2 separate regions of the Homo sapiens genome follow, and region 2 is linked to region 1. A link is a contact called in ENCODE Hi-C data. All regions are on one chromosome and are shown on one strand. The core of a region is the stretch at or near the end of the contact, and the rest is flanking DNA. Distances in the headings are between cores, read along the strand shown. Region 1 has its middle 45 kb from the start of LINC01734. Region 2 has its middle 310 kb from the start of LINC01734.

Region 1 (3,904 bases), core at 512-3,011:
AGGTGAACAAGCAAAGGACCAGGACTCCTTTATCGTGTTAGAAATGTCATAGTTCCTAAAATGTCTAAGCTGTATGGTTGGTCACCTGCCATTCATTGGCCAAGCATTGTGCTTAGATGAACCTGGGCATAGGAAAAGTTGAAGGAGACATCCAGGCCACTTTTGGTTTACATTACTGGAAACATTTTAAAGACAAAAAATCATGCAGATGTTTTTATAGCTATTATTTTATTTTAGCCTTAAAACACTCATGAGGAAAGTAATGTTAATAACAATAATGGTGACAACAGCTGACTTTTATCGAATAGTTACTATCAACCAGGTCCCACAATACTCTCAATGTGCTAAGTGCTTCACGTGCAATAGTCTATTCAATTCTCACAACAACCCAATGAAGTTTGAGTCCTACAGTGGGTTATTACTGCTCCATTTTCCTGTTGAAAAATAAAGAATCAGTGAGGTAAAGTGACAGGGGCAGCATCTGCGGTAGAATCCAGGTCTCCTGACTCTTCAGACTGATCTCATGTCCTAGTACCATCCAGGGTCAGAGACTGCAAGGGCAGGTGGAATAAGGTTAGGGTGCTGGGAACAATATGCTGGTGTGTACTCCAGCCTCTGTGGCCCTAAAACTGTCACAAGTGATGGTTTCCAACCAAGTCAATTGGGTGTCTGACTTTCATCCTGGGACCAGGAAAGTGGGGCTTCACGACTGCCTTGATGGTACTGGTTTGTTTTACAGTGTTTGCCAGTTTCTGTGGTGTAAATACTTACACTATGTCTGATTTCAAGCTAGCAACTGTTTAGCAATTGGGAGAGAAGGATAGAGGGAGAAGGGAAGAGAGAGAGGCATTTGCTTACATCATGTCTGATTTCAAGCTAGCAACCGTTTAGTGATTGGGAGAGAAGGATAGAGGGAGAAGGGAAAGGAGAGAGGCATATGTAACAACTGCATATTTAACAGTTGGCTTTCTGGCTCCTCCAGCCGACTGCTTGGGCCCAACACCCTAGCAATTAACCTTTTGCTACTCCTGGGCTCCAAGGAGGCCAGGCCGTGGGAACAGAGCACCAGAAGGATATTTCAAGGCAGTTTCTCCATTGCCTCAGCCTGGATGAGGCTGATAGTGTTTTACTTCTTCCTTTGCCTCCCTCAGGGAGAAAACAAAGAGTGGATCCCAGAAAGGCCAGGGCCTCTAATCTCTCAGTACAAGTCTTTGAAAGGAGAGGAAGGGAGCTGGGTCTACCGCAGAGAGCTGGCAAGGCTGGGTCTCTGGAGGCTGGGGCCAGGGGCTCCGCGTGTGGAGTATGGAGCAGAGCCGGTGGGCTGGGAGGAAACGACTGGCGGAAGGCCTCCTGGACCCTCTATCCTGTCTTCATAACTCCCACACAGATTAATGAGCCTCAGGATGCCCTTGGTTTTGGCCAGCCATGCTTGGGGCCTCCCCAAAATAGACAGGACGCCCAGTGCCTCTTGCTATTGTCCCAGCTATTGTCTTTATGAGCCTCCTGGGTTCAGGGATCACATCCTAACTCTTCCTGTTCGTGCTTAATCACCATCCGGATGGATGGACACTTGCAGACAGACTGGGGGCAATGCAGACTCAGGGAAGCCAGTACTGTGTGCGTGTGGAGAGATCTGGCCCCACCGTGTCCATGGCTGAAAAGGGAGAAATGGGGCCATGGTGGAGCTTTTGCAAAGACTCAGCGCTCCTTTCTTGGCTGAGGCTGGCTGAGGGGGCCACCAGGCTCAGAGCTGGTGCCCTGGGGTAGGGCAGTGTATGGGGCAGAGTCAGCCACTAGGGGGCAGGCCCCGACAGCAGGTGGGCCAGGCAAAACCCTGTCAATGCTCAAAAGGATGGTGGGAGGACTGACAGCCACAAAAACTGACCCGCTTGGGGTCTTGGGGCCCCCTCCAGGGTCTGGTCAGCTCCAGAGAGAACCAACACCCAGGGGAGTCTGGGAAGCAAGGACAGCAGTGATGGGAAGCTATCCGTAGATTCCCTGTATCATCCTAGTCTGGGGTGATGGAACTGTGATGAGCCGCATCTGCGTCTGGATGGGGATGGGCACGTGGCTTCCCCCTGCTGTGGAAGATGCAAGGAGCAGGAAGAACAGTGACAGAGAAGGACAGGCCTGGGGATAGGGTCAGGAGCTGGCAGCTGCAGCCCCAGCACAAAAGCCAGATGCAGGAACCCTGGCTTGGGGTATACAAGCCCCTGAAGGGGCCTTTTTGGTTTGTATCCTCCTGGGCCTGCCTGGCCAGGCCAGCTTCCTGTTAGCCTAGCAAAGCTGAGATTTGTCAGCTACTCCAAAGCAGTCCCTGCCCTTCCTGCTCTTGACTCTGCAGTATTTTGCCTTGGTTGATTCTGGCAGCTTGTGAGCCCTCTGAGCCTGCTGCCTGCCCCGGATGAAGCTGTCTGAGGTTCAGCTGAGCTGTCTGAAAGCCAGAGAAGCTTAGGATTTACCCTGAGGGAAAAAGACTGGGATGCACCCACTACTGGGAGGCCTGATAGACCCAGTGACCTATGGCAAACCATTTATTCTATTCAGCCATTCTCCCATCCATCCATCCCCTCCATCCATCTAGCCCCTCATCCATCCATCCTTCCATCAACTCACCCACCCAGCCACCCACCTACCCAGCTACTCATTTATCTACCCTGCCATGTATCCCTCCATCCTTTTCCATCCATCTGCCCATCCTTCCCCATTCATCCATTTATCAATCCATCTATTTTCCATCCATCCATTAATCTATTCTATCAGTATATGTCATTGAAACTTCCTCTGTGCCAGGCTCTCTTTTGGGTCCTGAGAATGCAGCAGTTCACATGACAGAAAAAGTTTCTGGATCATAAGAGCTAAATTTGAATGGCAATGTCCCAGTGACAAGCCAAATCACTCACTATGACATAAGGATGGAAATTGATGGCTCAGCTCTTAATCCATCGAGGCAGCAAACTCCCTACACCTCTTGCCCTGATACATACAGATATATTTACAATATGTATGAAGGCACCCCAAAATATGCATACCTGTGTATGCTCACATTGCATCCCCTTGGATAGCAACATGTCTTCAGGATAATTTGTGTACACATACCACCATACCCGAATGTATAACTATCTAAATACGTGCATGTGCATGGACATAAATTCACATATGCACACATGTACGTATAGGCACACAAGGCACTTACACATATTTGCACATATACATACATGTGCACATATACATACTTGTATATGTGCACCAGGAACACACAGGTGCACACACACACACACACACCTGTGCACAGCTACTCAGGCACATTGGCATATGCACTTTAACTTCATACAAATATATACACTTGGGTACAGTTTGGATCTGTATGCATATAAGATACATGTGCTCACATATGCACCTATCCATGCACACAGGTTGCATGTACATGAGCCTACACATGTGCATGTAAATACTCCCTCTGACTTTGACCTTTCACCAAAACCCCCGAACCCTACCATTTCCCCATTCTGTCCTGGGGAATTATCCATATCTCTGACAAGAGAATGGGTTACTAATGCAGCCACAGAGCTGTTTTGACACTTTTGATGAATAACATTCAATACTATTAATTGGAACAATTGCTTTTCATTTAACTAAATCATGGGAATTGCTAAACTAAATTGAAACGGAATGTGATTTTGCTTCGCACTGCTTTAATATGGGCCTCTAAATGTCTTCTCTCTGAAGGATTAGTAACTTAATCACCCACCAGTGATAACTGCTTCCCAGGCTCAGCCGGGAGGCTTCCTGCTCAGCAGCAGCCTGGCTGGTGAGGAACTGGGGGCCCAATGGCAACTACTCTGCCCCTTGCTTCCTCTCCCTGCATTATTCATCGTGGGGGAACACGGTTCTCTCCCTTCTC
Region 2 (3,904 bases), core at 985-3,484, 270 kb after region 1:
CTACTAAAAATACAAAAAATTGGCCTGTCGTGGTGGCGGATGCCTGTAGTCCCAGCTACTCGGGAGGCTGAGGCAGGAGAATGGCTTGAACCTGGGAGGCAGAGCTTGCAGTGAGCCGAGATCGCACCACTGCACTCCAGCCTGGGCAACAGAGCGAGACTCCGTCTAAATAAATAAATAAATAAACAAATAATTTCTCTGTGCTTCCTGAATCTTAAGGCCACAGGCTGAGAAGAGCCAGATTTTAATTTCTCTAACTGTAAATGCTTAGACTTTTTCCTCACCCACTCAGGCTTAAGCCTTTTGTGCAAAGGGAAGGTGGCATCCACCATTCTCTCAAAGTTTGCTCCACATCCACTCCTTTAAGGTATAGGCATAAGAATGAGTAAATGCCAAGAGAACACTGGATCCTTCCTTCTCTTGGGCAAATGGTAATGCTCCCAGAGGCAGAAATGGGCCTTGCTTTGCATTCCAGACTTGCCCTCTGTGAACAGGCTTTGCATAAAGTGAATGCAATGATAGAAGATTACAGACCTGCAGCCAGAGGTAGAAGATCAGGAGGGGACTGGATTATTGGAGAGCTGTTCTCAAGTTCAGGGACTGGGGTCCAGAATCTCCAGTGGCTGGAGGGATAGGCCTCTGTGTTTATTCAAAAGCTCCCTGGGAGATTCAGACACATCCTTTCACTCCCCACCTCTCTAGGTCCCTTTTCTTGTTCACTGAACGCACTGATGTGGAGTGTACTGCAGGGAAACCTTGTGCTGTAGTATTTGGGAATGCTGTCTTGAAGGGGCAAACCTGGGGTTCTTCTTTAGACTTTTTATTCACTATTCTAAACGTGATCCGTTCTCCCAAATGTAATATTTTCCCCCGAGAATAAAAACACTGAAGAAGTACGCAAAATAAATGTGTCCCTCCCCTGAAAATTGCCTCATTGTTGAGTTCTTTTTCCTTTTACAAATTCTGTATTTGCTGAGCAACAGAATTACAATGACAATAACAAAACCCCCAAATAAAGCTGTTTCCATTTTTCATATTTACCGCAGGCCTTGTCCATATGTAGACATAATTTTTCCAGTGTTACTCATAGTGTCATATAATTTTATATTTTGCTTGATTCACTTAACATTATATTATAAACAAATGTTGAGTTTCTTTGTCGTATTCCTAACAGACATTTTGACTGGCTGCATACTATTCCATCAAGTGGATGTAATTTTATTTACTTAACCATTTCTCTATTATTAGGTATTTATGGTATTTACAATTGTTTTTAATAATACATTAAACTATCACAGAAATAAACATCTTCTGTAATCCCAGCACTTTGGGAGGCTGAGGTGGGCAGATCTTGAGGTCAGGAGTTCAAGACCAGCCTGGCCTACATGGTGAAACCCCATCTATACTAAAAATACAAAAATTAGCTGGGCGTGGTGGCACGTGCCTGTAATCCCAGCTACTCAGGAGGCTGAGGCAGGAGAATTGCTTGAACCCGGGAGATAGAGATTGCAGTGAGCTGAGATCTCACCATTGCACTCCAGCCTGGGTAACAAGAGCAAAACTTCGTCTAGAAAAGAAAAAAAAAAAGAAAATAAATAAACATCTTCAACATGGCACTTTTATAATTTTTTGTCTTGTTTTAAAATGATTATATTGAGTACAATTTTCATAGGTGGCAAAATGACCTAAAAACATTTCCAGGTACAAGTTTACAGGGCAACCAGCTTTCAAACAGAGATGTTTACCAGCTTTGTCAAGATATTCATCCCTTTTGGATTTTTGCTCATGTCAAGAGATGTTATTGCTAACTGCAATTGAACTAGAAAGGAGATCACAGGGCAATGGAAAACATGCTGGGCCAGGCATTTAAACACATATAGCAAACTCTCCCCTGCAGAACAGAGGTGTGGCACTCGTTATAGATATCCATTTAATGGATATGACAATTTGAACGTAGCTTTGGGAAAATCAAGAGAAGCCATTAGGGTCCATTCCTGAGGAAGCAGCCCGAATGTCTATATTTGGGAGGTCTGTGAAGCTCTCTAGAGTGTAACAATCACAGCACTCCTATGTTGTCCAGATAGAACACAAAGGAGGTCACAGGAGGCAATGCACAATGGGAAGGCACCCCAGAACTGAAAAGGGACTGGCAGGCCTAAGAAGGGAGTTTCAGGCTAGCAATTGGGGTAGCACCTCTCCTATGGGACCAGGCAAGAACAGGTAAAAACTGCAGCCATCCCTGATCCTCCAGCTGTACTGACTCCTTTGTACATCAACCCTTCAGTGCAGATCAGAAAAATGATTCCCTCCAAACCTGGTTAGGTTAGGAAGGAGCTGCTAATTTTTTTGCTGGCTTGTGATCTCAGTCCTTCTGGTCCTGTGAGAATTTGAGTGCAAATGGCTGAACTCTTATAAGTCTGGGGCTGGTTTTATAATTATAGCTCATCTTGTGTGTATCTTACCTTCCTCTTTCTCTTGCACCTGCTTCTTCCTCATTGTCTATTAATTTGCTTATGCTTCTCTAACCCTGCAAGATTAAAAAAATGACCTTACTTCTCTGTTTCTTTGCCTTTAGCTTCAAAAATGTCAACATTTAGATTTTTTTTTCTATTTGTGTTCCATGAGATACTGTGCAAAAATGAACAATTAAAATGCCTTCTGACAGAGTTGCCTAATTAGATAGTAGATAAAGTGTGCAAATTCTATTTCTCATAGCAGAGATCTCAGATGATCTTTTTCTTTCCTCTCTTCTCTCCCATGTCAGAAGGGTTTAATATATTGTTTTCTCTCTTCTCTTTCTGACCCTATAGTGGCTTTCTTCCAAGCAGAATAGCACCACATGAGTGCCTTGTTACAGTGGACAGGAACATGCATTATTTACAAACTCTATGCTGCTCCCACAAGCAGCAGTTCTCAAAAGAATTTACATTTATTTCAAACTATTTTGTGAATCAATAGAACATATTTCCTTCTGATCTTTTAGCAAATTTAGCTGAATGAAACATTTTAAAAATAGAGTGGTTTCCACCAGGGCCTGTCGGGGAGTGGGGGGCTAGGGGAGGGATAGCATTAGGAGAAATACCTAATGTAGATGACGGGTTGATGGGTGCAGCAAACCACCAAGGCAGGTGTATACCTATGTGACAAACCTGCTCATTCTGCACATGTATCCCAGAACTTAAAGTATAATAAAAAAATTAAAAAAAAATTAGAGTGGTTTCTTCACACCTATGCATAAAGATAGGAATTTTTTCAGAAAAATTTCAGCTTTGTCATTATTTAAAATTTGTTTCAAGTTGCCATTTCACTTTTGAAAATATTTACATTTTGAAAAATTGCAAAAATGGTAGAGTTTCTGTATACCCTTCACTCAGCTACTCTTCATGTTGATATCTTGAGTAACCATAGTACAATAAATCAAAACCGGAAAAATAACTTGGTACAATACTATAATACTGTCTTCTATGGTTTGGTTTGTCCCTGTCAAAGCTTAAAAATTGACCAAAATTGAAAGTTGATGCCCAATATGGCAGCATTGGAGGGTGGGGCCTAATGAGAGGTATTTGGGTCATGAGGGTAGATCCCTCAAGGATAGATTAATGGCCTACAACCTGGGTGAATGAGTTCTCACTCTTGCAGAAGTGAGTTAGTTCCTGAGAGTGCAGGTTGTAAAAACAGCCTGGCTTCCTCAGTTTTGCTCTCTTGCTTCCTCTCTCACTGTGTGGCCTCTGCACACATCCACTCTCCTTCTGCTTTCCACCTTGAGTGGAAGCAGCTTGAGGCACCTGCCCAGATGCAGCTGTTCAATCCTGGACTTTTCACCCACAAGAATCAAGTGTTGAATAAACCTCTTCTCTTTATAAATGACCCAGTCTTAGGTATTCTGTTATAGCAAAACAAGACA

What was found. A loop is a pair of places that touch in the nucleus more often than their neighbours do. Pooled maps may share reads with other maps.
Region 2: a pooled map shows a loop between it and region 1 (4-fold over the local background). The contact joins two enhancer-like sites. A Hi-C loop is called at or near these places in 4 of 37 single-sample maps with no recorded cell type and 4 of 50 pooled maps.

What each region holds. Positions count from the first base shown.
Region 1 is chr20:39,267,335-39,271,238 of GRCh38, forward strand. No RefSeq gene overlaps it. Among named protein-coding and RNA genes, the nearest start is that of LINC01734, 45 kb to the left of the region's middle. RefSeq lists an enhancer at 2,046-2,546. Within about 2 kb of position 1,762, at least 5 of the 41 ENCODE cell types and tissues checked have a DNase peak (open chromatin) inside an H3K27ac peak, as active enhancers do.
Region 2 is chr20:39,536,042-39,539,945 of GRCh38, forward strand. No RefSeq gene overlaps it. Among named protein-coding and RNA genes, the nearest start is that of LINC01734, 310 kb to the left of the region's middle. Within about 2 kb of position 2,235, at least 2 of the 41 ENCODE cell types and tissues checked have a DNase peak (open chromatin) inside an H3K27ac peak, as active enhancers do.